Linked DNA regions of Homo sapiens: all the other regions are linked to region 3. A link is a loop called in an ENCODE intact Hi-C map of the cell type or tissue named here. Cell type or tissue: MCF 10A. All regions are shown on one strand. Each heading gives the region's core, and the rest is flanking DNA. Links, peaks and the distances in the headings are about the cores only. Region 1 overlaps LOC105377732 (a long non-coding RNA gene). Region 2 overlaps LOC124901138 (a long non-coding RNA gene). Region 3 holds the start of STC2 (stanniocalcin 2). Region 4 holds the start of CREBRF (CREB3 regulatory factor).

Region 1 (6,256 bases), core at 1,075-6,074, 170 kb after region 3:
CAGGGCACAGAGCAGGGCAGAGAGGGTGAAGAATGGGTAGGGGTGCCAGGGTGAGAGGTAGGCTGAGTAATGGCCTCTCAAATGTCCATGTCTTAATCCCCAGGACCCTACATGGCAAAAGGCTTGGCAGACGTGACAAAGTGAAGAGTCTTGAGATGGGGAGATGATCCTGCATTGTCTGGATGGGCTGGGTGTGGTCGTGACAGTTTTCATAAGAGGGCTGCAGGACTACAGTGAGTACGAGACGCGATGATGGAAGCGAGGAGTTGGAGTGATGGGAGGAAGTGGTCACGAGCTAAGGATTGTGGGCAGCCTCTAGAAGCAGAAAAAAGCAAGGAAATGGTTTCTCCCCTCAGTGGCTCCAGGAGGAATCTGCCCTGCGAATTCCTTAACTTTGGTCAGTGAAACTGATTTTTAAAAAATTTTAGATTCATGGGGTAGATGTGCAGGTTTGTTACAAGAGCATATTGTGTGATGCTGAGGTTTGGCTTCTGTCGCCCAGATAATTGAACAGAGTGCCCAGTAGAAAGTTTTTCAGCCCATCCCCTCCTCCCTCCCTCCCTCCCTCCCTCTCTCCCTCTCTCCCTTTCTACCTCCCTCCCTCTCTCCCTCCCTCTCTCCCTCCCTCCTTTTGGAGTCCCCAGTGTCTATTGCTCTCAACTTTACGTTTGTGTGTACCCAAGGTTTAGCTCCCACTTCTGAGTAAGAAAATGAGATATTGGTTTTCTATGAAAGAAACTGATTTTGGACTTCTGACCTCTAAAACTGTGAGAGGATACATTTCTAATTCTTTAAAGCCACTGACTTAATGGTAACTCATTACAGTGGCTGCAGGAATCTAATACACATGGTTTTCTTTCATTTGGTCATCACAACTTTAATGCATATCTTCCATGATGTGTCAGGGGGACTTTTTCGCATATGGTGCTTCCTGCAGGGGCAGCGGGAGATGCCACAGCCATTTGGTTCTAGCCAAGTCGGTGATTGGTGGAGTAACGTTGAGTGCCCTGCCCTTCACAGGCTCCAGCTGGCTTGGTCAGATCAGCAGGGCTCTGGGACCAAGCTGAGGGGCCAAGGTATCTTGGCTTCTGTGGAGTAGGGTGGCCATTGTGTAGCATCCTCCCTAGGAAGTCTGCTTGTGCTGAGGACAGGGGGTCCTGCTGGCCCATTGAGTCGTGGGACCTATATTAGATTTCTGTCATCATAAACTTAGCAGCTTAGAACAACATAGATTTATTCTCTTGCAGTGCTGGAGGTCACAAGTCCAAAATCAGTCAAGGTGTTGGCGTTCCAGAGGTTTTAGGGGAGAATCTGTTGCTTTTCTCTTTTCACCTTCTGGTGGCCACCTGCCTTCCTTGGCTTGGGGCCTCTTCCTCCATCTCCAAAGCTCATCACTGCAGCCTCTGCTTCTGTCACCCCATCGCCTTCTCTGACTCGACTCTTCCTGCCTCCCTTATGATGAGACAGAGCCACCTGGGTAATGCAGAATCATTTCCCCATCTCCAGATCCTTGACTTAGTCACATCACAGAGTCCCTTTCACCATATAACTAACATTCATAGGTCCTAAGAATTCGGATACGGGCATCTTTGGGAGCCATTATTCAGCCTAGCACATGCCCCGCTCAGAGCAGGAGGTTGCAAATGTCCTTTGAACTTTGGTAGACCCCTAGCCCACAGCTGTCCCTGGAAGGCCATGGGCAGTGCTCAGGGTCTGAGGCCAGCCTTCCTCTGTGTGCATGTGAACACTACTCAATTTGAGGGCCACTTGCAGCCACCATTTGGCTTTTCCTCAATGCATTTGCCCCCCCCCCGCTCCCCGCCCCCCGCAAAAGGGATCTTCAACAGCCTTTCCCAAAAAGAACATAGAAATGTGATCATGTACACATCTGTACACACATGAACAGATGTGATCACGAGATTTTGTAGAAATCACCCAGAGCTTGCTGTAGGACTCAGGGAGCTGGGTTTCAGCAACCTGTCTGAGAAGAATTCAAACACATCTGTGATGAAAGGCCTGATGAGTTTCCATGGTGCTCTTCCCAGCTTTCTTCCTGAGAGGGTTCCTAACTTCTCTGAAGTCAAGTTGAGCGTCCACATCTAAAGCCCCAGGTAAGTTCATGGTGACCAGGACTCCAGTTAGTGGTTACTTGTCTATCTCCACAAGGATATTTCCTACAACAACAGGAGTTTGGGTACCTCCAGAAGAAATGCTTGGGCCTCAGCAACGGTGCCACATTTAAAGGTTGATGGGGGTCACTGGAGGTAGGTGGGGTCTCCAAACACAGCTTAGGGAACACTGGGATGGGTAGTGAGAGAGAGTGAAGGGAGGGCTGCATTGTGAACCTGCATCTTTCTAAAGAGAGGAAGCCTTTGGAAGGCACCTGAGGACTGAAGACAGGGAACCCAAGCTATTTCTAAACTGCCATGATTGATTGTATTGTGTGCAGGCAGCCTTTGCTTATGAATGAGCTAGGAAATTTAGCTGAAAATGTTACAAGCCGGGCTAGGCGCAGCGGCTCACATCTGTAATCCCAGTGCTTTGGGAGGCTGAGGCAAACAGATTGCTTGAGCCCAAAAGTTCAAGACCAGCCTGGGCAACATGGTGAAACCCCATCTCTACAAATAATACAAAAATTACCTGGGTTGGATGGTTCACACCTGTAGTTTAAGCTACCCAGGAGGCTGAGGCAGGAGGATCACTTGAGCCCAGGAGGTTGAGGCTATAGTGAGCCACGATCACTCTACTGCACTCCAATCAGGGCTACAGAGTGAGACCCTGTCTCAAACAAGCAAGCAAACAAACAAACAAACAAACACACAAACAGGCAAACAAAAACAAAGACGAAAATGATAAAAGCATAACAGACTGGCTTATGCCATATCTTCATCCATTAGTGCTGCTATAACAAAATACTCCAGACTGGGTAATTTATAAAGAAGAGAATTTCATTTCTTACAGTTCTGGAGGCTGGGCAGTCCAAGATCAAGGCACTGGTACGGGTGTCTGGTAAGGGCTGCTCTCTGCTTCCTAGGTGGTGCCTTGTTGCCGCGTCCCCAGCCGGCAGAAGGAGGAAGGGCAGGAAGGACTTCAACTAGTTCCCTCCAGCCCTTTGAGAGGTCAGGAATCCATTCATGAGGGCTCTGCTCTCACGTCTTAATCACCTCCCAAAGTGCCTGAATGCCTTGTCTGTTAATACAACCCCAGAGGGATTACATTTCATAGAAATTTTGGAGGGGACACCTTCAAATCATAGCAAGCTGGAAAAAAAAAAAAAAAAAAAAAAAAAAAAGAAGCAGAGAGAGAGAAGGTTTTTTTTTTTTTTTTTTTTACACTCAAGTATCTTTATAGATTTACAGAATTCATAGATAGAGCCTGCCTCCTTCAGGCACAGCTGGATCTGGAGGCCCAGATGTATCATCAGGTTTGCATCTCTCCCTTCTGCCACATTCCCATTAGCACCCTGTTAACTCTGGCTTGCTCCCTATCACTAAGCAGCCTCAGTAGAAAGAATGATGTTTTTCCCAGTAATTTAACAGAAGTTGTTGGGCTAATTCTCACTGGCTTGGTTTGGGCCACGTGACCATCCCCAAACCAATTCCCAGGTGGCAGGGAGGATGTGGTGCTCTGATTGGCTGGGTCTGGGTCCCATGTCCATCCGTGTAGCCAAGACCTGGGGTCAGATATGGCTGAACCACAGGCCTGAAAAAGGAGGAAGATTGGCTTCCCAAGAGAAGTTGGGTGCTGTTAACAGAAGATGAGGTGCAGATGCTGGTGAGGCAGCAAATGCCCATGGGAACTTACAAAGTAGAAGAAAGGGCTTTATTAAAAGGCAACAATTATCTGTTAGATTGCTTGCTAGTAGAAGGAAGGGGCATATGTGTTGCTTTTACAAATCTTTCTAGAACATTTTTTCAGAATCCTTAGTCCTGCTCCTTAGTTATGGGAGGACATATTCCATGAGACTTTAAGACAACTGGGATTATTTATTTAGTAAACCCTACAAAGAGAACAAGACACTAATTCTTTTTTTAAAAAAGACATTTGCAAGGTTTTAGAGTTCAGAGAATGATCTTTCCCAAGTGCTCTTCAGTGGACAAAATGAATAAAAATTTATATACATTGCTTATCAATGTATACAAATTATACCCAGAAATTCCATTCATTAAACTGCTCTCAAATGAGAGACATGGGAAGGGAGGTCCTGATGCTCTTGGACACACAGGCTCTCCTGATGCTTTTAATAAGGGAGGCTTGTTCCAGCCAGTTGTTCTGGCTGTGGTCCAGTGAAGCTTGTTACATTCTATCATCTCCCAAATTCCTCTTCAATTTCCTGTGAACTTTTTCCTTTTTTTCCCCATTCCTTTTATCTTTTTTTGAAATTTTAAAAATTCCATTTTCAGCATGAATCTGCTTCCCGGCTATTTATAAGAGCTGTGTGCCACCAAGAGGTGACTGGTTTTTCAGAAAGAGACAGAAACATTTTGTTTTCTGTGCCCTTCCTGAACTTGAATGTGGAGTGAGATGTGACCAGACCCAAGGTTTCGCTCAGGTGCCACCGTGGCTAGAGGATGGCAGTAGCAGTTAGGACACATGGCAAGTAACAACAACAATAACAAACAAAAATAAAAAATAAAGCAAACCAATACAAACAAACAAACTCCTCAAACTGGCTAACATGTTACAGGAATGTATTGGCTCCTGTAATTCAAATGTCTAGAGACTGTAGGGCTTCAGGCACAGTTTGATCAGGCTTCAGCATTGCTTCTCTCCATGAAAGGAGAGATTTTCATCTGTTTTATTCACTAATGTAATTGAGGCACCTGGAAAAGTATCTGGAACAATAAATATTTTTTGGATGAACACAATTATCTCAACCTCTGCCTTTCTTTCTCTGTGAGTTGGTTTAGCCTCAGGCAGTACAGAGCAGTGGATGGTGGGATGATGTCTTCCCTCTCTCTCTCTCTCTTTCTCTTTCCTCCTTTGCTTTCTCTCCCCCCATAGTGCACCCACTTGCACTATTACCTAAATCTTCACAACTGCCCAAGGCCTCTAGCATTTTACAGAGAAGGAAACTGAGGCCAGGTCTCTGAAAGAATCTGCCTTTAGACAGTCCTTTCATTCTCCTGTGAAAGACCGTGGCAGATACATTTCCACTTTAATCTCTCAGCCCCTACCTTGGTTTACATTCCAAAGAAACAGCTGCCTCCCAGCCAGCTGGACAAGGAGCTGAAATTCATTCACTAGTCCTGCTGGACTCTCTGTTCTCAAATAGGCAACACAATTCTTTCTTATCATAACTGCTGTCAGTTTGTGAAAAGGGAACACGTGGCAGCTTGACCGCTCCACTGGGACAGCCGTGAACCACTGCCACCGCCACTGTGGGGAGAAGCACTGAGGTCACCCTAGGCCCCACTCAGGCTAGGTCTCTGGGGCTGATGGGCTCTTCTGACTACAGCTGCTTTGAATCTAAACTCTCCTCTGTGGAGCGTCCCCCAAAATCACACTGTTTTTTTAAAAAAATAACTAAATGTACCCTGATTGGGAGTTAACTGGATTTCCTGTTATTTAAATATTCAAATATTTAAATGTTAGTTAAATATTCAAACATTTAACACCTTTTCGTTCTCTGATTTGAGAATGTCTCATGTCCTTAGGATGAGCCTCCTGGTGGAGGAGAGTGCTCCTGCCTCTCCTGCCTCTCTTTATGGATTGTATGTCAAGGAGACACCCGCAAGGACTCTGGTGGCCTGGACATACTTCTGGAAGACTGACTCTTCCAGACTGATGAAACCAAAGGTGAGAAGGAGGCACGAACAGAATCCAACAAAAATTACACAGTTTGAGCTTCAGTCCAGACCCCAGGATCAAAGGCAGTGTGTAACAGACCCCGCGTAGTAGCCAGAACTTTTTAAACAGGACTGTGTTGCCAGGCTGAGAATCCACAGAGGCTGGCCAGAGATAACACAAGGAGAAACCAACAGTCTCTCCAGTTTTGGTGTGGAATTTGCAGTAGTAGCCTGGGCCAGGGTCCACAGCATTGCACGCATGCTCCACTAGGTCATTTTAGCACACTGCATTTTCTAACTCTTCGTGAACTCAAACTAAGAGAAGACATCATTAGCAACCTGATTTCCGAGTTGTTACTTCCTCTCAATCCCCTAAATCCCCCATGCAGGTAAAATGGGGAACTGTGTGATGGATAGCAGAGCGGGTAGGTGAATGTACATCTGTTGAACAACGCTTCTTGATGAAT
Region 2 (5,000 bases), core at 1-5,000, 440 kb after region 3:
TTGGGGCCACATACACCTGCATTTGAATCTAGCCTTTCTGTGAATGTTCAGGAGGTCACGTCCTCTTTCTGTCCCTTGCAGTATCTCTGAAAATGAGATTTAGGGATGGTGGGTGTCCAGAAGATGATTTTGTCGTGTCTGGCTTGGGCCAGCAGTAGCTCTCTCCTTTATTTTGCTACCACCCTTTCCCTCCATCTCATCTCACTCCTCATGAGGGTATAGTTTAAAGAACAACCCCAGGAGAGGGCTAAGTTCAGTCTCATGAAGTGAACTCCTAATGGGGAATTTCAGGTAGCTGCTGGTGGGGAGAGGCATTTGAGGTGGCTAAGGTAGGGAAAATATGGGCTACTTGGCCACTGCTTTTAAAGCAGTGTTTAAAACTCTGCTCTGTTCACGCAGGGCTCCCCAGTGAATAGAGTGTGCAACTGGGAAGCGACAGAGTGATTTTTTTTTTTTGGAGATGGACTTTCACTCTTGTTGCCCAGGCTGGAGTGCAGTGGCATGATCTCGGCTTACCACAATGTCTGTCTCCCAGGTTCAAGCAATTCTCCTGCCTCAGCCTCCTGAGTAGCTGGGATTACAGGCACCCACCACCAAACGCGGCTAATTTTTGTATTTTTAGTAGAGACGGGGTTTCTCCATGTTGGTCAGGCTGGTCTCAAACTCCTGACCTCAGGTGATCTGTCCGCCTCGGCCTCCCAAAGTGCTGGGATTACACACGTGAGCCACTGTGCCTGGCCACAACAGAGTGATTTTTTTAAAGAAAGTGATAGACAACAACCTACGTCATCTTTGGGGTCAAGCTATCAGAAATAGAGCCTCCCTTGCCCTCAGATGTCTCCGTGCTTAGCCTGGCAAAGCTATGAGTAAGTGTGGAGCTCATTACAGGAGCCGGAGACACTCTCTTGCTCTGCCTTGAGTCAGGCCGCCTGGTGTTGATGAGTCACCACCGCCTGCCCTGGCCCCCTGCCTACCAGGAGGCCACTACCGCCGGACATTTTTATTTTCCTTTGTGGGGAAAGAGTCTGACCTCTGTGCTCTGTGTCTCTATCCATATTCTGCCTGTCCCAGACAGAGGCAAAGGTTCTCTGCACAGCCCTCCTTTTTTCAGGGAAACTGTGGGGGTGAGGGGGCCAAAGAGGGGAATCTGAGCAGGTCTCAGGCATGCAGATAATACAGAGGTAGGAGCCTTTCGGGATTCGCAAGATGCTCAACCAGGCACCATCCATCACTGCCAAAAGCAGCTGTTATGCAAAGTAGCTTAATTGGCCTACAGGTTGGTTGAGTTTTAAACCCACGGATTGTACCAAGGCAAAGGAAATGAAAATATTTGACAGATTCTGGGTGGGGCTGTGTGGTTTACACAAACATAGAAGAAAAACATCTGGGGCTAGAATGGGCCTCAAACGACAAATGTTCAGATATATAGTAATATAATACACAAACATATATATAATATATATGTGCTTTGTGCGTGTGCGTGTGTGTAAGCTGAGAGGAAGCACGCAGAAATGCAAACATCAGCAGCTTTTGGATATCTATATCTATATATAGATATAGATCTATGGATATCCACTATATGTATCTGTAAATGTAATGTAATATGTTCAAAATACAATCCCATGGAAGGTTCCAGACAGAGGCTGGAGACTGAGCCGTCACCCTGGGATTGAAGACAACGTGACGGTTCATTCTCCAGAGTTACCTCACACCTGGATAAGTCACAGCCGGCTGTGGAGGTCATCACTGAGTTGTGTCACACAGGGAAAAATTCATTCATCCATTTCTTCGTAGAGTCTACAGTTGTTGTTTTGAGTGTCAGTTTAGCAATCAGAGGCCTGGCTTTGAATGGCTTCCCCAGGAATCTGGGAAACTTGGGTAACTTATTTAACTTCCTTGGGTCTCATTTTCCTAGTCTAGAAATTGGTGTCTATTTCTTGGTCTGGAGAGGATAAAATGAAGTCATAGAGGTGCCTGGCATATAACAGAACGTGGTTCATAATCATACATAATACGTAATCATGTATTACTTTTTTTGACACACTTCAGTTGAGCACATATTTTGCGCCAAGTCTTGTGCTAAACACCAAGGATATAGACTTGTTTGATTCATTCATTTCACAGATATTTGCTGAGCACCTACTACGTGCTTGACAGACACTGTGCTAGGCTCCCAGGCTGGCAAGGGAGACAGACATTCAAAAAACTACAAATAAGTAGTATAGGCAGCTCCTCCCTCGCTGACTGCCAAAGCTTTGAGATAAAGACATCAGGCAAGAAAGGGGCAAGAAAATGCACAAATACCAGAGGTATTCCTTTTCCCAAGTCTCCAATGTGGGAAGAATATAATTCCGGGACTACTGAGGAGGGGGTTTGAGTAGGCAGCAAGGGGTGATGTGGATATATGCATGTATGTGTGTCTGTGTGTGTGTGTGTGTCTGCACCCATTTCTGTGAGTGTGTAAAATGTCTGTGTATATGCGCCTGTCTGTGTATTTGCATGACTACACATGGAAGAGAGGCAGGTGTGTTTGCATGACTGTGTGTGTGTATTTGTGTGTGTGTATCTGTGAGTCTGCACGTGTGTCTCTGGGGATGTGTGGGTGTTTTGTGTGTTTCTATACACGTGTGCCTTTTGATATGTCTTTCAGTGTGTCTACCTGTCTGCGTGTCTCTCTGTGCCTGTGAGTGTGTGTTGGTGTGTCTGTGAAGGTCTATGTGGGTGTGCCTCTGTGGGTGTGTGGCATGACTTGTCTCCTTTTCTGTCCTCAGTCGTTTCTGTGGAGCTGATCTAGCTTGTCCTTCAGAACAAAGGGAACTGACAACGTCAGTGGCTTGGGCTTTATCTCCCAGCCTGCCATCCTGTCAGAGGAAATGAAATGTACTTGGCACAGTCTGCTCCTTATGATGTCATTCTGGCTGTGACCTGCACATTCCGCTCTCCTAGGTATTTGTCTTTTGATTGCTTAACGAATACCTGCCAAAGATCAAGAGAACACGAGTGTGGGTTTTTTTTTTTTAAAGAATCATAGCTGCGGCCGGGTGGCTCATGCCTGTAATCCCAGCACTTTGGGAGGCCGAGGCGGGCAGATCACGAGGTCATGAGATCGAGACCATCCTGGCTAAAACGGTGAAACCCCGTCTCTACTAAAAATACAAAAAAAATTAGCTGGGCGTAGTGGCGGGCGCCTGTAGTCCCAGCTACTCGGGAGGCTGAGGCAGGAGAACGGTGTGACCCCGGGAGGCGGAGCTTGCAGTGAGCCGAGATAGCGCCACTGCACTCCAGCCTGGGCGACAGAGCAAGACTGTCTCAAAAAAAAAAGAACAAAAAAAAAAATCATAGCTGCATGGAATGTTAGCTGTCCATTTTCTTTGCTGTGAACTTGGGAGCCATGGTAAAGAGACAGCTTTGGCTTTGCAGTGGTGAGAGCTCGGTTCAAGTCTCCAGTCTGCCCCTTCAAAAGCTGTGTGACCTTGGAGAAGACAGTTTAGCTCTCTGAGCCAAGATTCCTTACCTTATGAGAAGGTTCCTTGGAGGGGCAAATATAACAATAGATGAAAACGTTTTCAGAAATCCACAAAGTCCTTAAATCATAGGATGTCAAGGCAAGGGGGCCCAGAGGGAGGACCCTGGGCGCAGATGTCAGGGAGATGTGGGTTTGGGCCCTGACTTCTTCCTTTCCTCAACATACGACACTGAGCAAGTTCCTGGACCTCTCTGAGCCTCAGATTGTCCCTCTGTTAAATAGGATAGCATCATATATAAAGCACTAAGGCAATGTGCTGGCCAATGTGAGGGCCCCTAAAACGGGAGCTGTTAACATTTTTAATACTACAAAGGGGCTGACAGCAATATTAATGTCTGCCCACTTTCACACTTTCAGTGAGTGTAGCAAATTAAACCTCTGCAAGCGCAGGTATAATGAATGCATAGTGTGACAGCAGTGATTTACTATCTCTCGTTTTTACTATTTCAAGATGCAACCTCAGCAGAGTGTTCTTGGCATTACCGCATTCTTGGCAAGCACCTTGCGTTTCATCTAGAACTCAGAGGCTGTTCTAGTTGCAGAGAGGAGCTGAGAACAAGGTGGCCTCTGGCCTACAGTGGTCCAGGCCAGCTGGCTGGGTGGCAGACTTCCCTAGTACCTGTCCCCAGTCTCTCCAACTGGATCCTTTCTACATGACGTCTTCACCTTCAGCAAAACCTCAAATCCCCCTTGTCTTTGAAGATGCTGTTCCCCCTGCCTGGAATATCCTTGGCTGCCACTCGACCCTTCAGCCAATCTGGGCTTGGATCCAGGTTCCTGTGCCCAGGCTAAGGCAGATATCCCTGCTCTGTGTCCCCAGTGCACCCTGCATTCACCCCACTGTGCATGACGTCCAGGGCATTTGAACCGTCTGCTTCTGTGCCTGGCCGCCTCCCAGAGGGTGCCCTCCAGGAGGTCAGGGACAGGGTATCCAGCAGTCCTCGGTGGATGTTTGCAGAGCAAGCACACAGAGATCATTCGTTTTCTGCCCCCACACCCTCCAGCAATACCTTCACATATAAATATATTCAGTTCATCCGAACTAATTCTGACAACCATTTGGCTTAATAGAAGAGATTTCAGAGAGCTGTGCCTCCTCTGTGGCTGCTGATGTTGGTTTTGAAGCAGATGGGTCTGTCTCCCTGCATCTGCTTGTTTTCAACAACTGCACCACGCAGGCCAGAGGACAAAAGGTTCCCAAGTCCTTGAGTAGCTTCAGCCTGAGTGTCAGGTCTAGCATGTGGGTTTGCCGTGATGGCAGTGGGCATCCATGTGGCTTGACGGCCTCCGTTTTGGAGAGTGGTTGGCAAGTCAGGCTCTGGGATTGGACTGCCTGAGTTGCAAGCCTCAGTTCTGCCACTTGCTAGCCATATGATGTGGGTGAGGTATTGAGCCTCTTTGGGCCTCAGTCTAATCATCTGTAAAACGGGGATGTGTAATAGTACCTACTTGCCCTGCTGGTTTTTGTTGGAAT
Region 3 (6,256 bases), core at 653-5,652:
GACTGTACTTCATCAATGAAGTACCCTTCTCTACTTGATCTGTAGAAGTTGCTGCTATTAAATCACAGCCATTTGCTTCCTGACCCCCAAATGACAGCATCTAAAAAGCAGTTTCAATTCAGCTTTATGATTCAACACCTAAAAATCAAAACAAAATTCCTATTAAGGCAGTGCCTCCCAACCCTTCGCATTAAAATACCAGCTAGGGAAGCTGCGGTTGGCGAGCAGGCTTAGGAGTGGAGTCAGCTGGGGGCGAGCCTTCAGAAACGCCACTATCAGAGGTTGCAGGCTCCTTTTAATTAGGGATCCGGGTGAGGTATCACCCAATCCCCTAGAATTCCCGCAGCCCGGGAGGAAGCTTGCAGCCCTTCACCGAATGTGGCCCCCAGTCCTCTCTCGGAAGGGGCAGACGGAGGGAGTTAACTGTCAGGCTGCAGCGTGCAAAGCCTCTTCCCTCCCTTTCCACTACCCAAGTCTCTGATTTAAATCAACCACAAAATTACATCAGAAAAGTATATTTTGGAAGAAGGGCGGGGTCGGAGCAGATAACCCGCATCAGATTAAATCTAGCCAGAGAATGAGGGGCGTGTATTGTTGAGGGTCACCGACCACCGAGAATCAGGTTCAGTTCTCAGAGGAAGCGCCAGAGGAGGGGGAGGGTGGGCGAGGGTCTCGGGGTGGTGGGGGTGCCGGCCCCAGCATGTGGAGGCGACAGGATCCGTAAGACCCCACGCGCCGCCGGGGCAGGACCGCACAGGGCCGCCATTCACTCACTTGGGGCGTCCCTAATGGGCACTCGTGCATTCCAGCTCGTGCGGTGAGCGCACGCACGCCGCCGCTGCCGCGTTCACACGGCCCCCCAAAGTCGGGGGAGGGGTCGTGGAGCGAAGGAGCTGTAGGCAGATTTTCTTTCTCTTTCCGAGCTGGGAAAAGGGCCAGCCCCGTGCCCTGCACGCCTGGCTCTGCTTTGCAGCTTGCCGGTGAGCCAAGAGCCGGTAGAGCAGAGGAGGCGCACGGTTCGGGTCGTGTCACCATTTCTTGGCTTGCTGACCTGGCCAGGAGCTGGGGATGGCGGCAGCACCGCGGAGGTACGCTTTGCGCTGCCCTCACGCTCCCTTCCGAAAGCAGTGCCCCCAGGGGGAAAGTTCGCAATGCCATTTGTCTCGCCGGCAAAGTTCTGGGATGTCGGGCATCTTTTGAGGAGGGGGAAGACGCGGCACCCTTACTGAGGCCGGCAGGCCAGGAAGAGAAGTTCTCCGGGCGCAGGGCGCAGCCCAGCTCCGGGGACCCTCTGGGCCTCCCGCGTGCCGGCCGGGATGAAGCGCGCTTTGCACCGGACCCGGGATTCGGGGGCGGGGGCTGGCGCTGGCAGCGTCAGACGCTGCTTCATTTCCCCTCGACCCTGGGGAGGACAGCAACAAGTCCTGCCCCAGCCATTTCATCACCCTGCTAGCACGTGCAGATTCCGGGCCCTCGGAGCCCGGCGCGGACCTCGCCTTGCCTCGCGCTTCCCTTTGCACGTCCCGTGCCATCCCAAGAGTTTGCGTGGCCCTGGGTGGGCGCCTGGCTCCCGGCGAAACGCCTGGGGCGCGCCGCGTGGGTGCACGGTGTCCTCTCCCAGTAGCTCCCGGCTGCGGGGGCACATGCACTTACCTGTATTCTGCAGGGACAGGCGGCCTTTCTGCTGGGAGCTCCTGTCTTGGGGACCCTCGGGTGGGTTGGTGGCGTCGGTCCCCCGCGCCGGGTCAAAGGTGGCCAACACCAAAGCCAGGGTCATGAACTGGCCCAGCCGCTCGGCACACATGGTTCTTGGTATTAACCTCCCGTCGGGAGACCTGGATCCTTTGTGCTCCCCTCTTCCTCCTCCTCCTCTTCCTCCTTCGCCGCTTCCCCTCCTCCTCCCACTCTTCCTTTTTGCTCGCCTTTTCCCTCCTCCTCGCGGCCGCGGCTCGGATAGAGGTTACCCAGCGCCCTCCCGTAGCTCTCCGGAGAGCATGTGACCAGGCCGTTAGCAGCGCCGCGAGTGCCCGGCAATGGCAGGGATGGTGCCTCAAATATCCCTGGAAGCTCTGGTGTCACTTGAATGAAGGAGTCGAGCAGGTGTTGTCCCGGCGGCTGGACCAATCCGAGACCCCGGCCCTTTTGACAACACGGCCGGGAGGCGGGGCCTGCGCTCAACTACTACAGGAGGAAGCCGAGCGCCGCTGGGAGCGCCGGACAAAGTTGCCGACCTGGCGGCGGCCACGCGTTTGCGTGCGTGTGTATGAGTGTGTGTGAGCGCGGCCGGAGATGCGTGCGCGTGTGCGGGTGCTCCAGGGCAATGGTCGAAAGGACTGTACAATATAAGAGCGAATCCAAGCTCCAGTTGCTGTTAAAGGGGGACGGTGTGCTCTGGGACAGTGTCCCTGGGGCCCCTGGCTCGCGTCACACCCACATCGGGTTGGGAAAGTTTCCTCTTTCCGCCGTTTGGAATTCAGTGAGATTCCCAGCCCAGAGGACTTGATAAATTGAAGCAGTTTCCTAGGCACAATGATGCTGTGGGCCAACTGAGCACACATGGGAATTCCTGGCCTTGTGACACTTTGCATTAAAAAGAACCCCACGATTGAAGATAGGAGCAGAAGCACTAGATACAGTATTTGGTCTGAGCAACTGCCCTATCTTCCCGCTTTGGTGGGCCGTGCAACACCTGGAGTGTCGTTTCTCGTCTTTCCCCTAATCCAGACGCATTCCAGGCTGGGCTGCAGGGATCCAGGTGACAGTCAGGACTTGCATCATTTCCAGGAGGGTGGCAGGGAGGCCCAAGGCAGCCCTGAGTCAGCCCGCCGCGGAGCATCGCGTGCCCGGAGGCCAGAGCTTGAAAGGCAACTTTACGCGTCTCCAAACACACTCCTGCATTTTCTCAAAGCGCTGCTCGCCACCCCGCTCCGGGTTCCCTTTTACTCTCCAGTCATCCGATGGAAGTGGTGAGAACAAAAACAAAGACAAAAAAGCTAAATCCGGGGAAGTTATCTCCATCTCCTCCCTTTTCTTGTTCGGCCCCCTCCCCAAGAACCGCCGGGTCGGGATAGCCCCCGGCTACTTTCTCACCCGGCCCGTGGAGGGAAGGAGAAAGTTGGGCGCCGCTTGGAGCGCCTCTTCCCCTGCTGTGTGTGTACGTGTGCACGCTCACGTCTCCCCCGCGCCGGGGCCGGGGACAGGAACTGCTCTCGGTCCCGTCACCCCACGGCGCAGCTCGGGGGGCTCGCAGGGCTGGGGGAGGGCGGGGACACGAGCGCCGCGCCCAAGCGCCCCAGGGCACGCACCCGGCGTTGGCGCGCACTCGCCCCTCCCCCCGTCCCCACCCTCCTCCTGGAGAACAGGTGAGCCCCGGTACCAGCTCTCGATCCCCCACCCCCGCCCCGCGCCCCGCCCGCGCCCTCTGCGGTAATGCGCCTGGGAAGTTTCATCACCCACTGCCCAGGCGACGCGGCCCTGGGTCTCCGCGGCGGGGCGCACTGCCCGCCTGGTTGGGGCCGCCATGTGACACGGCTGGGGGAGGGGGCGAGGAGACACGCGGGCAGGTCATCTTTTGGCCGGCGCTTGACTTCCAAAGCTTTCCTTTCCCGTGTCCCGGCTGCACGCGGGAGTGGGGAAGGCGGAGGCGGGGGGCCAGGATGGCCACGGCTGGCCGCAGCTATCCGGCGTGTCGAGCTCTCCTGAGTCGGAAGGAAGGAGAGGAGGGGGTGGGGAGGGCGTCTTCAGAGTGGGCTTCCCCTGCGCTGGAGCGCCAGGGAGCATCCATAAATTGTCACTTTGAAGGTCCGAACCTGCGGCGGTAGGGACCATGCCCACTATTCTAATAGCAATTACTCCGCGCAGCCTTGGATCTTTTGTGCAAGGACGTGCGGGTACAAATACATTAAAACGGCCAGTTCACATTGCCCACCCTGCTTGTGTTTGCATAGTTAACTTAGCTTCCTAGTTTATGGAAAACTACCTCCTGTAGATCCTTAAAAACAAAGCAAACAAACGACACAGCGGCATTCTGGCCTCTCCTAACTAACTCTTTAAGGCTCTGAATTTCCTGAGAACAAGTAGCCATTTGGTCCCACTCCTGCTTATGGGTACAGCTGGGTAGACTTTCTTTCTATGTGGCCTCTTTTGTAGGAGAGAACATGAGCAATATTGACATTAAGAAGGCATCTGGTCACCTGTTTTTTTTTGAGAAGCAGAAATAGGAGAGAGCTCCATGGGGCAGGAGCAAGCCCTCTTTTGCCAGATGCAGACACTTAGTGTGCTGGGCAGAGGCCTCCCAGGATACCTGGAGCGATGGCCAGGGGGATGGAGCTCTCCCTGCTCCTGCTTTGCCCAGCCTTTGGCTAGGCCTACCTTTTGCTACCATGGGGCCCCTGGGGCTGCCCTCAGAGGACCTACATAGTTTCAAAGTTCGTCCTGAGGCTGTTTGCTCCTGCCTTCCAAGGGACATTCCTGGTTTTCACCTGAGCCAACTGCCCCTTTAGAACCAAAAGAACACATAGTAGCTAGAATTGGAGGTGGCGTAAGCACAGGCACTAGTTCTTAAGGGTTTATCTCTGGGCCACTTAGCCAAGTCCAAAGCATCCAGATAAGAATGCCCATCTGAGTCCGACCCGCCAAGGCTGTGAAAATTCCCTTGCAGAATCACTAGGCAGTTTGCTGAAATGGCCAGTCTAGGCCGCAGGGGTAGAAGTGGGATGGGGGCTCAGACTGGTGACTTTGTTGTGATTGACTCCCCCTCTCTCTGGCTGATTCCTTTAGCTTTATAACTGAGGCCAAGTTTGGCAGACTGTGGCTGATGAGGGTGGGGCAGGGGACAGTAATAATAATCATTATTACTATTATATAGCTAACATGACACCGCACCACACACCACACTCATGCCTTTGGTGTCCCTCCAGACCTAGGGCCCTCCCTAGATGGGAACTGAGGCCTGGGAGGTCTCCTGGATGGACCAGCTGCTGTCCTGAGGTTCAGCAGCACCTGTCTGGATGGGCCCTCCTCCTCAATTTAACGCATACACAGCCAGGAAGAGGCAGACATGACCTACCTTGTGTCATCCAGGGCCTTCTGTGGTTGACGCCTGGAGCCCATGTTTTCCTGTCTAAATCCACTTTGCTAGTTACATGCGGTCAACACTGAGTGGCAGGTTTTGGGGGAGGGGATATTTGGGTTAGACCATGAAGGATGGGGGAGGATAGTGACAAGTAGAGGCAAGGAAAAAAGTGGGCATGGGAGGTGGGAGGACCAGCAGGGCTAAATGCATGGAGAGGATCCGGTGGGATTTGTATCAGGAATAGGGGTTGCCCAGTTAGGTGTGAAAGTGGGACATCAAACTGGGGAAGTCGGCCAGGGCATGTTGTGAAGGCTGGGCTCCTTGTGACAAATCTGTGCTCCTCACGGAAGATCTGACGGTATTTAAGGATGAGACTGTAGGGCGCTTTAGACTAGGTTCTCTTTAGGAATTAGGAAATGCTCAGGGGCCCAGAGCTGCCATTGTGGAGAAAGAGCAGAGGAGTGGGAAGGAATTAGTTGGAATCTTCACGTGCGTCTCGATGCCCAGCAAGACAGACGTGTTCTTGCTCGAGTGTGAGCCGAAGGGGCTTTAGCGGATGGGCATAGTTCGTGGGTGCTGAGTCAGTGATGTGCAAGTTGACACGTGCTGCCTGGTCCAGGCTTTCTGAGTTCCGGAACCTGAGTGGAGAACATGGCTTACACGTGGGGAGCTCCACCCACTGCACGCCCCGCCCCCTTGGGGCCGACTGTCTGGGCTGATGGCACCACCTTATGGTCAGAGAGGGAACTGTCTGGCTACACAGTCCTCACGACTCTGCCTGCCTGGAAAGTTCTGATATTGGGTCTCCAGCCTTCTCCCCAGTTTCCTTTCCTTTTCTTAGCAAATCAATTAATGCAGATTTAGCCAATCTCCTCGCAATAACATGCCTTAATCCCCCCATCAAAGAGATCTCTTTCACACTTATTTTCCCTCTTGCTCCCCTATCCGTTGCTGTTTTCCTTTGTGAGTCTCAAATTTACCCTAATCCTGGCTCCTGTGCATCATACCTGTATGAAGGAAAATGAAAAAAGGTATCAAGGTGAAACCGGACAGAAAAAAATAACAAACTGCTGCTATCAGGCCTCCCAAATTATCTTGCAAGCAGAGGTCTCTCCCTAAAAAGCCTCCATCTCCCAGCACTTTGGGAGGCTGAGGTAGGTAGATCGCTTGAGCCCGGGAATT
Region 4 (6,256 bases), core at 581-5,580, 270 kb before region 3:
TGCCTTTAAGATGTATAAAAAGCATCTGGAAGAATAGGCTGTGATAAAAGACAAGGGCTCCAGCCCTAGCTAGCTCACTTACTAGCTGCCTGACCTCGGGCAAGTAACTTAACTCCTCTCAGTCTTAATTTTCCTGTCTGAAAAATGGATATATTACTACTGCATGTGCTTGCAGGGAAAACTAATTGAGATGATAAGCCCACCATATAGCACTCGTTCAATAAAGGGACGCTGTTGTTATTAAGAGGATCAGTAAGTGCAAGAAAACGACCATGTGTCACGGAGGTTTGTTTGTCTAGGCGCTTCTGTAGTAGTGGCATTCTGGTTGTACAGTCGTATACGGGTCTCTCTCTTCAAAGGTGCACGCAGTCTGATTGATCCCTGTGCCTCGGAATCCGTGCTAAATAAATATTGAGTCGGTGAATGAATGAACGAACGACAAAAGGCAAGGTTTGTCTCTCACTTAATTAAGACGTTCAGATGGGGAGAAGGTCCATCACCCATGACATCGATACAATCCCCCTACTAATCAAGTTAGCCACTTCAAGTTTCAGTGAACTTAAACTACAAAATGGGCAAAAGGACACCTCATGCCTCACAGCGCAGTTCTGAGATCTGATAAAACGCTAGATTTGAAGCCTTTGTAAAAAGGAACATCCTCTCCCATCCTGGGCGTGCTGCCGGGTATCGCAGACGGCCCACGCCCACACTGCAGAGGCCGGCACCGAGCCCCCGCTCCGCCCTCTCTTCCTGGTTTTTCCCGGCAACCCGCCCCTCCGGCGACACGTGACAGGGGTGCCCGGCCGGACTCAGCCCCTGATTGGCCGGGCTGTGGAACGCCTCGCGATTGGCCCGAGGCCGGCGGGCCCCCGCCTCCCTCCTCCTCCTCGCCGCGGCCCACGTGAGGGGGGCGAGTCACGCGATTTCCGGGAACCCGTCAGGAAGGACATAAACAAAACAAACCCGAGGCAGCATGGAGAGGGGCCGTGGCCCCTGCAGCGGAACCGGACCCAGTCCCTGAGCCGCCCCTACACCCACAGGTGAGCGCCGCCACCCGCTGCTCGGAACCCCCAGGGGCCTGGGCTGGGGGAAGAGCGGAACGGGGGGCGGAGGGCCGCTTGCCTAGGAGGCAGCAGCGCTGGGGCTCTGGGCCGGGCCGGCGCGGGGCGGGGGCCGGGACCACGGCCGAGTGCTAGGGCGCGCGGGCCTTGGGCCACCGCCTGCAGGTCACGGGGGCTCCGCTCCCCTCCCCCACCCCCGGCCCGGGACGGTTACATAAAAGCGCGGGGCGGCGGTAGATGGGACTCGCGGGCGGGCAGTAGGCTAGGCCGGGGATGGGCAGCGCCGGGCGTCCGTCCTGCCGGGCCGCCCGGCCCTTCCCCGCTGCCTCCGAGCCCGGGGCCGCTGCTGCCGGCAGTCGGCCTGTCAGAGAAGAGAGCGGGTGGGAGGGGCCCGGGAGGGGAGGGGAGGCGAGACTGGCGGGGGAGGAGGGGAGAGAGGGGCGTGTGAGGAAGGGCCGGGGCCGCGGAGGTTGGAGCCAGGCTGGCAGGAGACGAAGAGGCGCGGGCTGGGGCTAGGGGGGTCCGAGCAGGGCGTCTCGGGGGTAGCCGCTCCCCCTTCTGTCCCCGCCTCAGAGGCGACGGGCGAGGGGCCTCCCTCCCGGGATTTGTTTATATGTCTTCTCAAAGCAGCTTGAAGCGGCTGAGGGGCGGAGCCCTCAGAGCTGAGTGGCAGGCTCTGGCGTCCAATGGAGCGGGCGGATGGAGACTTCTGCACCAATGGGCGTGGGGGAGGCGGTGCCGCGGGGGGGCCACTAATTGGTTAGGCTGTGCCGGAGGTGGGCCGGGCGGGGCAGCCATGTTAGATGGGAGGGGACCAGTGGTGGTGGGTCACTGAGAGGGGAGGAGACAGGGCAAAGGGCGAGGGAGCCGGGCCGGGGGTGTTTCGGGTGTCCGAAGGCGAGTCCGATCGGACCAGGAAGTAGCTCAGGGGAGCCTGACCTCGACCCGCCTTTCTCCTCACACGAGCTGAGGAGGCAGGGAAGTACCGAGGGCAGTCAAGCCTCCCCTGGGGGTGGTTCCTGGGACTAGATGGAGCTCAGTCTCTGGATTCTCCCTCTTTCTCGGCCCTATGCTTCCTGACAGACCTGGCCGCCAAACCCTGTAATCGCCCTCCTTTAACCCAAGAAAGCAAGTCTTTCTGCCGTTTCTGAGCTGGCTTGAGCCTTAAGACTACCTTAAGGAGGTACTTGGATAAATAGCGGTCTGAATTTCTGTACCAGGCCTCAGATAAGAGACAGGCAGTGAAGGGGAAGTTTTGTAAAAGAAAACGGGACTAGAAAAGCCGAGCAAGTTGAGGGCTGGGCGGGGTTTCTTTTTTTTTTTTTTTCTCATCAGGATGCCTTTTAAAGATTAGGCCCCGTGCTTGTCCTAGTCTTAGTAGTAATTTGCCCCTCTTGCTAACATAAGTTGGTAGTCCACATTAATCAGCTTCTTGAGAAAACTGAGCCCACAGGAAGTTATTTAGTTTCGAAGGTTCTTTGGGACTTTTCTTGCGAATACCCTGCAGGTGAAAAATAGGATCAAGGCCTGGAATTTCTTTTTTTTTTTTTAAAGCAGAAAACAAGACTTGGGTGTAAATCTTGTGATCTGTCGTAAACTAGTTGTCACTTGATTGTACTTTTAAATATCTTTAATCTTTTAATCCAAAATAGGATATACACCAGAGGCAGGGAAAAATGGTATGAATAATTCGAAAATAACTTATTTTAATCTAATTGTATTATGGTTATTTTGGCATCCTTTTGGCCTTGTTAAATGCTTAATTTAGGTTTGTGTTTACATCGGATTACAACCTGTGGCTACGTTGGTATTGTCAAGGGTACCAAGCTCTTGATGGCATCTTTGGTTAAGTACTTAGGCGTAAGAACATGCCTTAGATAGATCATGCAGGGGCTAATCAGAGTTAGCTGTATTAAGAATTTGCATTATCTTCTATTTTATTAGTTGGAGAAAAAGAATAATTGGTAACTGATTCATCAATTTTTTTTTTTTTTTTAATTTGAGACGGAGTCTCGCTCTGTCGCCCAGGCTGGAGAGCAGTGGCCAGATCTCGACTCACTGCAAGCTCCGCCTCCCGGGTTCACGCCATTCTCCTGCCTCAGCCTCCGGAGTAGCTGGGACTACAGGCGCCCGCCATCACGCCCGGCTAATTTTTTTTGTATTTTTAGTAGAGACGGGGTTTCACCATGTTAGCCAGGACGGTCTCGATCTCCTGACTTCGTGATCCGCCCCCCTCGGCCTCCCAAAGTGCTGGGATTACAGGCGTGAGCCACCGCGCCCAGCCTCTTTTTTTTTTTTTTTTTTTTTTTTTTTAAGACGGAGTCTCCGTCTGTCGCCCAGGCTGGAGTGCAATGGCACGATCTCGGCTCACTGCAACCTCCGCCTGCCGGGTTCTAGCAATTCTCCTGCCTCAGCCTCCCGAGTAGCTGCGACTACAGGCGCGTGCCACCATGCCTGGCTAATTTTTTGTGTTTTTAATAGAGACGGGGTTTCACCACGTGCTGGTCAGGCTGGTCTCGAACTTCTGGCTTTAGGTGATCCACCCACCTCAGCTTCCAAAGTTCTGGGATTACAGGTGTGAGCTACTGCGCCCGGCCTGATTCATCAATTTTTGTAGTACTTTGGCATGACTGACTCAGTTCTGTTAATAATGATACATAAAAACGTAATCCCTGATTATTTGATAAACTTGAATTCTTACGTATAACTTTTGCAGTAAATAAGGGTATTAGCTTATTTATCAGTTCTTCTTTTTCTTTTTTTTCTTTTTTTTTTTTTTTTGAGACGGAGTTTCGCCCTTGTCGCCCAGGCTGGAGTGCAGTGGGAAGATCTCGGCTCACTGCAATCTCCGCCTCCCGGGTTCAAGCAATTCTCCTGCCTGAGCCTCCTGAGTAGCTGGGATTACAGGCGCCCACCACCACGCCCGGCTAATTTTGTATTTTTAGTAGAGACGGGGTTTCACCATGTTGGCCAGACTGGTCTTGAACTCCTGACCTAAGGTGATCTGCCTGCCTTGGCCTCCCAAAGTGCTGGGATTACAGGCGTGAGCCACCGCGCCTGGCCTATCAATTCTTATTTTATCAGGTGGCATTGTGTTGCTTTTGGAACCCTAGCCCTTACAATGCCCTAATTAGTTTAACAGAGAAGTATAGTGAAAATAAAAATAAACACTTTTCATTGATACTTAGAATATTCCAGGCAGTTTTCACTGTTGCATCGGTTGATAAAGTCAATCAGCATTGCTTATATAATGCTCTCTTATTCTAAGAATGGCAAATAGATGCAATAGAACTTATTTGGGTATAATTCCTTCATATGACTGGTATATCAGCTTTGGGTTTTTTATATTCATAAGCATAGAAGAGGCTAAATAGCTCCCGAAGAGAGTCTGGATGCTCCATTTACCATCATTCTCTGTCATGGCAGGTGAAAGCAAGCTTTTATATAGACAATGTTCTACTTAGTTTACAGGGTGTCTACTTAGTTTACAGGGTGGATGTGTGTGGGTTCTGGGATACTAGTGTAAGAAGTAAAGGAATAACTAGCATGGTTCCTGGTGGTGGTTAAATACAAGTGACAGTGAAGTACAGTAAGTTTGTGTGTTGATTCTGTTAATATAACTCAGTTTTTAAAAGATAAAGAGAACTGAAATCACTGTTTGCTTTTAAAGCTTAATTTTCAGTCAAGATCGGCATCTATATATTTATTTAAAAAATACATATATATATATATGTTTTTTTTTTTTTTTGAGACGGAGTCTAACTGCGTTGCCCAGGTTGGAGTCCGGTGGCGTGATCCTGGCGCACTGCAACCTCCGTTTCCTGGGTTCAAGCGATTATCCTGCCCCAGCCTCCCGAGTAGCTAGGATTACAGGCGTGCACCGCTATGCTCAGCTAATTTTTGTATTTTCAGTAGAGACAAGGTTTCACCAAGTTGGCCAGGCTGGTCTTGAACTCCTAATCTTAAATGATCCGCCCGCATTGGCCTCCCAAAGAGCTGGGATTACAGGTATGAGCCACCGTGCCCCCTCTAGTTATGTGATTTTGAAATGAATTAGCAGTCGCTTGTTTCCAAGTAGGGTTGAACTTGGATTTTTTTGAGGAACAATTCACTGACACTTTCACCATATTCAGTAGCTCATTTCGGGATAGGTAAACTCTTAGACGAGACATAAATTTGTCAGATAATTGGTTCTGATTATTTTAAGACAAGGGTTGACAGACTTTTTTTTTTTTTTTGGAACAGGATCAAATAGTTAATATTTAGGCTTTTTCAGCCTTCCAGTCTCTGCCACAACTACTCAACTTTGAATCTGTAGCATGGAAACAGCTGTAGAAAATATGTTCTACATATTTTTGGGCTCTATTCCAATAAAACTTTATTTACAAGGTCAGGCTGTGCCTCTATTTGTGCTTCCACGGCTATAGTTTGTCAGCCCCTGTTGTAAGACATCAGTCATTGAGGTTTTTTGTTTGTTCGTTTTTTGAGACAGAGTCTAGTTCTGTCCCCCCTGCTGGAGTGCAGTGGCACGATCTCGGCTCACTGCAACCTCCGCCTCCCGGGTTTAAGCGATTCTCCTGCCTCAGCCTTCTGAGTAGCTGGGATTACAGGCGCCTGCCACCGTGCCCAGCCAAGTTTTGTATTTTTAGTAGAGACGGGGTTTCACTGTGTTGGCCAGGCTGGTCTCAATCTCCTGACCTCCTGATCTGCCCGCCTCAGCCTCCCAACGTGCTGGGATTACAGGCGTGAACCACCACATCTGGCCCAGTCACTGAGTTTTAAGTACTTAGATGTTAAGGTATTTCAGAATATACAAATAGACACTTTAGGTACATTTGAGCATTTGCAGATTGTACAGTCTCCTGCCTTGAAGAGAATTTTTAGTACAAGAGCATATGGCAACATTGTATTTTGTATTTTTCCTTCGTTTACATATAAATGTTTTCTTGAAAAGCTGTTTAAAGCAAATATTGGTATAAATCCTGTTGATTTTAGAGATGCAGTCTGATTGAAAAAACTTTGGCCCTAAGATATATTCAGGATATGGTCCTCTTGAAGTTTCAAAGCACATTTAGCATATAATCCTTAACAAAGCTGTATAGCTGTTTCAAGAGATGATAGTCACGTGAATAGTCAACACATGTAGTTCTTATATTCAAATATGCAGTTAATTTAGAAGTTAAGACATTGAGTGC

What was found. A loop is a pair of places that touch in the nucleus more often than their neighbours do. Peaks named below come from ENCODE experiments on the same cell type or tissue, not always from the same donor. Only the 100,000 strongest peaks of a DNase experiment are listed, where the experiment ranks them.
Region 1: a loop joins it to region 3, with 5 times the contacts of the local background. A loop is called at or near these places in 16 of 110 quality-filtered maps.
Region 2: it touches region 3 in a loop (3-fold over the local background); 2 of 110 quality-filtered maps call a loop at or near these places.
Region 4: it touches region 3 in a loop (6-fold over the local background); 7 of 110 quality-filtered maps call a loop at or near these places.

What each region holds. Positions count from the first base shown.
Region 1 is chr5:173,491,031-173,497,286 of GRCh38, forward strand. LOC105377732 (a long non-coding RNA gene) reads left to right here. Exons shown (of 15, transcript XR_001743001.1): 9 at 104-233; 10 at 2,046-2,111; 11 at 5,658-5,799. Among named protein-coding and RNA genes, the nearest start is that of LINC02995, 85 kb to the right of the region's middle. RefSeq lists a silencer at 2,166-2,329. In MCF 10A, for the core only: no CTCF peak of the experiment used is centred there; no DNase peak of the experiment used is centred there.
Region 2 is chr5:173,763,695-173,768,694 of GRCh38, forward strand. All of the region lies in intron 1 of LOC124901138 (a long non-coding RNA gene), which reads right to left. Among named protein-coding and RNA genes, the nearest start is that of LINC01484, 20 kb to the left of the region's middle. In MCF 10A, for the core only: no CTCF peak of the experiment used is centred there; DNase peaks (open chromatin) are centred at 907, 2,917, 3,417 and 4,017.
Region 3 is chr5:173,326,390-173,332,645 of GRCh38, forward strand. It overlaps STC2 (stanniocalcin 2), which reads right to left and starts at 2,025. Exons shown (of 4, transcript NM_003714.3): 1 at 1,654-2,025. The coding sequence starts at 1,804. LOC124901137 (a long non-coding RNA gene) reads left to right here and starts at 2,210. Exons shown (of 2, transcript XR_007059056.1): 1 at 2,210-3,362. RefSeq lists a silencer at 3,219-3,438 and an enhancer at 5,555-5,694. In MCF 10A, for the core only: a CTCF peak has its summit at 3,494; DNase peaks (open chromatin) are centred at 1,432, 2,122, 2,812 and 3,422.
Region 4 is chr5:173,055,440-173,061,695 of GRCh38, forward strand. It overlaps CREBRF (CREB3 regulatory factor), which reads left to right and starts at 913. Exons shown (of 9, transcript NM_153607.3): 1 at 913-1,040. RefSeq lists silencers at 664-1,173, 1,324-1,893. In MCF 10A, for the core only: a CTCF peak has its summit at 2,509; DNase peaks (open chromatin) are centred at 822 and 1,782.